Linked DNA regions of Mus musculus: region 1 is linked to region 2. A link is a contact called in ENCODE Hi-C or POLR2A ChIA-PET data. All regions are on one chromosome and are shown on one strand. Each heading gives the region's core, a stretch centred on a gene start or an enhancer-like site at or near the end of the contact. The rest is flanking DNA. Distances are from core to core; before and after follow the strand shown. Region 1 overlaps Shb (src homology 2 domain-containing transforming protein B). Region 2 overlaps Shb (src homology 2 domain-containing transforming protein B).

Region 1 (3,043 bases), core at 426-2,925, 48 kb after region 2:
TGTCCCTTCATCGTCAAAATAGGTGCCTGGACAAAAATCACAGGGGACCTGGTGGGCCTCGAGTGACAGTCGTCCCCAGGGAGGTAGAGACAGAAGGGCAGGCACCGAAGGCCACATAAACATGGAGAGCCCTGCCATCTCCTCCTCCCCCAGGGCTACCAGAGGCCTCACCTCTGCGGCTTTCGGGCTTTGGTTTCTTTCAGACTTCAAGCTGCATGGAAGAGGTCTGCAGGGAGCAGAGAAAATGCTCTCTTGGGATCGTGGGCATCTAAAAGGCCTGGCTCAGTGTACTTCGTTTCTTGGGTTAAGTACTATAGGGTTTTATTTATCAGGGATTTTGACGTTTATGGTCCCCAGGGACAACGTCATGACATGTGGCTTGTGCAGTCACATAGGCCAGGGCTTGAATTAATGTCTTTCTGTCACTGATTTGAAAGTTCTTTCCCTTTAGCATAAAGGATTGAACCCAGGGCCTCCCAAGTGTTAAGCATGGGCTACTTCTCTCAGCTACACTCCCAGCTCTCAGTAATTCTTTAATGACGTGATTTACATTACTTTGGGAGGGGGCGGTCCCGCAATCCATGCAGCTGATTCTGATTGGCTTCCACACCCAGAAGTTCCCTTGGAGCTCTTGGGGCTTTTTGTTGTTTGTTTCTCTTTCTCTTTGGTATCCCTCGCTGTCCTGGAACTAACTGTGTAGACCAGGTTGGCCTCAAACTTACAGAGATCCACTTGCCTCCCAAGTGCTGGGGTTAAATGTGTGTGCTACCACCACCCAGGCTCACATTCCTAATGGCCTCTTCTCCCCAGCTCGGCAGCATTTGCTAAATTACACATCCAGTGCCCGTTTCCCCATCAGCGGGGGACAGATGTCATTTTAAAAAAGAACAAAGTCGAAGCACAAATCAAAGTTCAGGCCGCCCGCCCAGCTTTTCATGTCTGTGGTTCCGCGGACACCACCAAGCCTTTGGGACGCAGCACAGCAAGGCAATGACTGTGTGGATTCCACAGTAATGGTGTGTGTCTAACTAAGGTCCTGGCCTGGGCCAGTCCTCTCCCCAGGGCTTCTCCTGGACTCCCCCTGAATTGTCTCTAGAAAGCACCATCACAATTTTCAGAGAAGAGCTCCGTGAGTCAGGCCCAGAACAGCTCGTATTTATTAATGCACATCGTAAAATCTCCTTCCAAACAGGCCATAATTCACCAGCCACAGGACACATCTCATCCTTAAAGAGGTATGCTGAGCTGAACACCAGGCTTATCAATCTAAAAAAAAAAAAGAAAAGTGCAGTCTTTTACAGTGGTCTTGCTAGGTAAACTGGGAGCTAAGGAAGGGATGAGGTCTTGTTGATAAGACAACTATCCAACACCTGCTCCTCTCTGCTGAGACCAGGCTTGGCTCACGGGGTTCCCTAAACCACTAGTGCGAGGACACTGGAACCTCAGACCAGACCTTGAAGGCACAAAGAGCGTGGGAAGCAGCCATAGGGGTATTGCTGAGGGAGCACCTCCCGAGGGCCGGGCTCTTGGAGCTGGGTTTCCGATATCATCTTAGTTCACCAACCTAACCTCTGAGCAGATGCGTCACCCCCAGTGCTGGCTCTCCCATGCCACCCACTTTTTCCCAGTAACAGGAAATCTCCAAAGGAAGGCTTGACAGGAAGAGGAGGAGGACGCTCTGCCAATTTGGCTCAGATGTGCCAACCCTAGGCAAGGGCGGCCCTAACACTCCCTCGTCAGCCAGTACTGGAAGTCTCTCTTCCTCAGACAGCAGCAGCCCTTGTGACTTACTTCACACACCTGCCACCTGCCGGGGCCACACCTGGGGAAGCAGGGCTTCCTCCTGTGGCCTGTGCTAACAGGCTGCTGGCTTCTAGCTCTCACCTCCCTCCATCTCTACACTAGGCTCATCCTGCCTAGGAACCCCACGGCCCCGCCCACAGCAGTACACTGACACGGGCCTCAACCTTAGAGGCTGTGAATGATATGATGCCACTCACAGTATCCCGTGAAAGAGGCCACTGGACCTCCTCTCCTGATCCCCAAACCTTTCCACAAAAAATGTCCTCTGAACAGAGGAGGGAATAAAAGCCAGAAGGGAACCGGGAACTTGCCTCCCTCCCTGAGTGAGCTGAGTTCGGAGGACTGAGTCCTGAGTGGATATGTATGTTTGAGATACACAGCCACACCCAATGCCTCAGACCCGTGGATACGGCCAAGCCGTCCCTGTACAGGCAGGGTGAAGCAGAGTGACAAAGCTCTCCACTGGTTCAAGCACTAATATTGGTGGGTTGGACAAATATTAATAACCTCAGCTTTCTCCCCCTAGGCTGCTCCCCTATAAGGACCTCCAACAGAGAGGAGTGAAGCCCTCCCTAGTGCTATACAAGATGGAAACACTGAGGTTCCTGGTTGTCCTAGGGTTGGTGCTACTCGCCCAGAGCCAGTATGGCCAGCTGACCGCAGCTTTTCTACACATGTCTACTCTTCCTTCATTCCCTGCTGCCAAGCCAGGTCAAGTCCCAGGCACAAGACAAGGTGAGCTGCTCTGAACAGATGTCATCTAGTCCTTACACAGTCACCTCGGGCATCCTCGGCCCGGCTTGCTGAGAAGGTATTCTTATGAAGCGGCAGGTACCCAGTGAGCACACTTGTTTTTGGTATTCCGTGTTTTTGACAAGAGGGGGAAGAGGCTACATTTTCTAGGCAGAGCTACCAAGAAAAGGGAACAACAGCAAGGTAGAGTCAACTCACTTTTCTTGGAGCTAAGAGTTGAACCCAGTTGGGTTACAAGTCACCATATTTGTAGTGGAGACAAAAGGTGCCAGCCCCTTGGGAGTTAGGAGGGGGAGTGGGCGGGCCTGTGAGGGTCAAGCCATGACTCAAAGCAGCATCCTCCAAAGAGCTGAATGAGCCCCCAACATCCTGATGGGTGGCCTGCTTGCCCATTTACTGAAATGAAGCAGGAATACCCACGGGTCTTCTTGTAGACACATCAGCCATTTTGGAGCGCCAAACAGAGTGGCTCAGTGACAAATCTCTC
Region 2 (2,944 bases), core at 292-2,791:
GTATGGCTGTAGAACTTGGCTCAGCTAATGTTGCAGGCTGCCATGAGTAGCCTTGAGCCTCCTCAAACCTAGGTTTCCCAGGCGGAGTGGGCACTGCCCTGGCAATCCTGCTTCTTCTTTCTGGCCAGCCTGCAGCCTCTGCTTATTTGTTGTCCGGCACAGGATCGAGCAGCCACTAGCAGAGGCAATGAGGTGAGGAGGAGGCAGTGTGCAGGGACAGGGGACTCTAAGCTGCCACAGATCCCTTCAGCCCCTCAGTGATAAACCAGGAGTTAGGACCAGCCTTCTCAGGAAACAGTATGGGATGCACAGGAGGGGCTGCGACAGTTATGGGTCTGTCTGTGGCTTGTTCACTGATGTCCTACTACTCTGAGAGAGACAGAAGGTGAGCCAACCTGTGCAGGCACCTTTCATGCAGGGCTCTGAATACAATGCCGGATGCCAACCTGTGCAGGCACCTTTCATGCAGGGCTCTGCATACAATGCCAGATGCCACCGAGAGCCAGGTGGGTGTCAGCATGTTGAGGAGGGGAGACTGTACACTGGTTTTGGAGGTGGGGTGGACTACCTACCCCAAGGTAGTTAGCACGTGTGCGTGACTAAAACTTCCCTTCTGCGGTGGCACACCCTCAGCTGCAGTGTTCCAAACCTGCATATACACTAAGCCACTGACTCTGAGAACCCACACCCCACAGATGCCAAGACGGAGCCCCACAGAGCAAAGGACCCTCTACTCTCCAGTGCGCCCCTCAGCCCTTCTTTTGCAAGACTCTTAGGAAATAGCCTCACACAGGTTTGCAATTGCAGGATCAAGAAGAGGCCTCTGGGGTACTTCTGCTGCCTCACAGGATGTGTGAAGACAAGAAGAGTGGGGGCTGGTGACTCTGAAAGGCTCAGAGGCAGGCCTTGAGCCTCAATGGTTCCAGAACACCAATTACATGGCTCTGCCTAGCCTGGGACGGTGAATACAGGATGGCAGTGCTCACCTCTGTCCTTTCATCTGTGACTGTGTCCCCAGAGAAAACACGGACAGCAGAGCTGAGTGCTGACCGCAGAAGACCTATGGAGCACCGAGGGTTCCACACCTGAGAGTGGCCATCTTTTCCACCACAGCTTATTCCCTAGCTGAGAACTATGGCGCTAGAACCAGGGTCTCCTCAGGCGTAGTCAAGGTCGGCACACATCTCCTTACAGGGCAACAGATATCAGAGCCCACAGCAGTAACAACAGCCACCACCTACCATTTAGTGCCTAGTGCCACCCTCAACCTGCAGGTGAGAAGACACAGACAATATGTCACTGTCAGCAAACGGCAGCTTTGAATCCAGACCCATGGCCCCAGCACCTGATTCCTTCCAGGGGCTCACCTGTCACCTGTTACTGGGAATCGCTCAAGGCTGAGGCCCTCTGTGATCTGTAACCTTTTCACCTGCAGACACCCACGAGCCTCCCAGAGCCTGGAGAAAGTGATTACTCCTCCATCTGCTGGTCCTAAGAGCAGGCTCTGCACTGGAGGAAGCGCCCGCCCACTGTGTGTGTCCATGCACTGCCCACTGCAGACAATGAGGAAGGGAGAGACAAGCCAGTGCTGGCCACAAACACAGCTCTCACAAGGCTCAGGGCAGTGGCTTCCTCCACAGACAGGAAGGACACACTTTCAGTTTCTTAGAGGGAATTCAGACATAGGCAGGAAGGGAGGAGGTCTGGCCACTGGCCACACGAAAGTAACCTCCCACTGAGGACTCCTTTGGCCTCATGTGGCCAGGAGACAGATGTCCAACACACAAGAGGACAGATGTGAGCACCAAGTACCTGCTGCCACACGGCCACTGGCAGAGCCTAGCCTGGAAGAGAGCGTGGGTGGGACTTGTGTGGCCAGGCCTGACTCAGTAACTACAAACTTCCCAGCACTCACTGGGCACCAGGCTTGAAGCTGGGTAAGGCCCCATCTGTGCACAGGGCAGGCGGAGCTTTGACCTCATGCGGCTTACAGTCTCCATCCCCATGGAGATCTCTGACCTGCCGAGCCGAAGGGCAAAGCCACTCACTGAATTCCACACAGGAAAAGAAGACGTTTGCAGAGACCCTTCTAACAGCACGTAATGGAGCTGGTGCTTTCGGTTTCTTAAGACTAATAAATGAACTCATTAATATGTCAGACAGAAAAACCAACCAGAGAAACCTGTCCCTCAATAATATCTAGCCAAAGGAGAGAGAGGTCCCTACAGCTCTAACCCTGCCCCCACACTTCCTTTGGTAGACCTGCATGTTAAACATTAATTACGGCTGTTACTCATTACACAGCAAAGAGCTTCCCCTACAAACACAATTGTTAATTTCCTCACAGGCCCAAGGCATTCTGGGAGGCCATGAAGGAGACAGGAGGCATTCTGGAACTCTAGAGAGCCTGTTGTGAGGCAGCACAGGGCTGGAGTGTGGAGAGCGCTGTGGCCAGGTTTGAGACTCCCTGTGGGACCCTCTGCAGACTCTGGGTCCCCAAGGAGGCACAAGGAGCAGGAAGTGTGAGCCATGCCCAGAGCACACAGCACCAGGGTACTAACTTCAAGGTATCTGCAGCTGTGGGGGCAATGACCAGACCAATGCTAAGGCCAAAGAGCAAATGGAGCAATTGCTTCCACCTCAGGGATCTCCCAAGCTACCCTGTACCAGGTTCAAATGAGGCCAATGCAACGGTGGTGGGTGGTGAAGATACTGTTCATTCAGATGGGCCCAAGTTCACTGCTATGGGACTGCAGGTGAGCTGCTGACTGTCTGAGTTTCAGTACGTTCATTTATGTTACCACAGTGAAACAACACCCACACGGCAGGGCTTGACAGGGTTAATTCAAACCAGGTTCGTAACCACTGCTCAATAAAAGCTGGCTTCCTGTCCATTCCTTCTTCCCCTCTTACCATACTGGGGTTCTTTTAAATAACTCAGCCA

What was found. Hi-C counts contacts between places; a loop is a spot of excess contacts on that map. ChIA-PET counts read pairs that join two places held with the same protein, here RNA polymerase II (POLR2A).
Region 1: POLR2A ChIA-PET joins it to region 2 with 10 read pairs in Patski. The contact joins two enhancer-like sites. A Hi-C loop is called at or near these places in 1 of 37 maps with a recorded cell type or tissue (Patski). POLR2A ChIA-PET finds 5 or more read pairs at or near these places in 3 of 5 experiments (Patski and embryonic stem cell).

What each region holds. Positions count from the first base shown.
Region 1 is chr4:45,498,821-45,501,863 of GRCm38, forward strand. The region is part of intron 1 of Shb (src homology 2 domain-containing transforming protein B); the gene reads right to left. Among named protein-coding and RNA genes, the nearest start is that of Shb, 30 kb to the right of the region's middle. Within about 2 kb of position 1,676, at least 1 of the 3 ENCODE cell types and tissues checked has a DNase peak (open chromatin) inside an H3K27ac peak, as active enhancers do.
Region 2 is chr4:45,451,095-45,454,038 of GRCm38, forward strand. The region is part of intron 3 of Shb (src homology 2 domain-containing transforming protein B); the gene reads right to left. Among named protein-coding and RNA genes, the nearest start is that of Gm46852, 43 kb to the left of the region's middle. Within about 2 kb of position 1,542, at least 1 of the 3 ENCODE cell types and tissues checked has a DNase peak (open chromatin) inside an H3K27ac peak, as active enhancers do.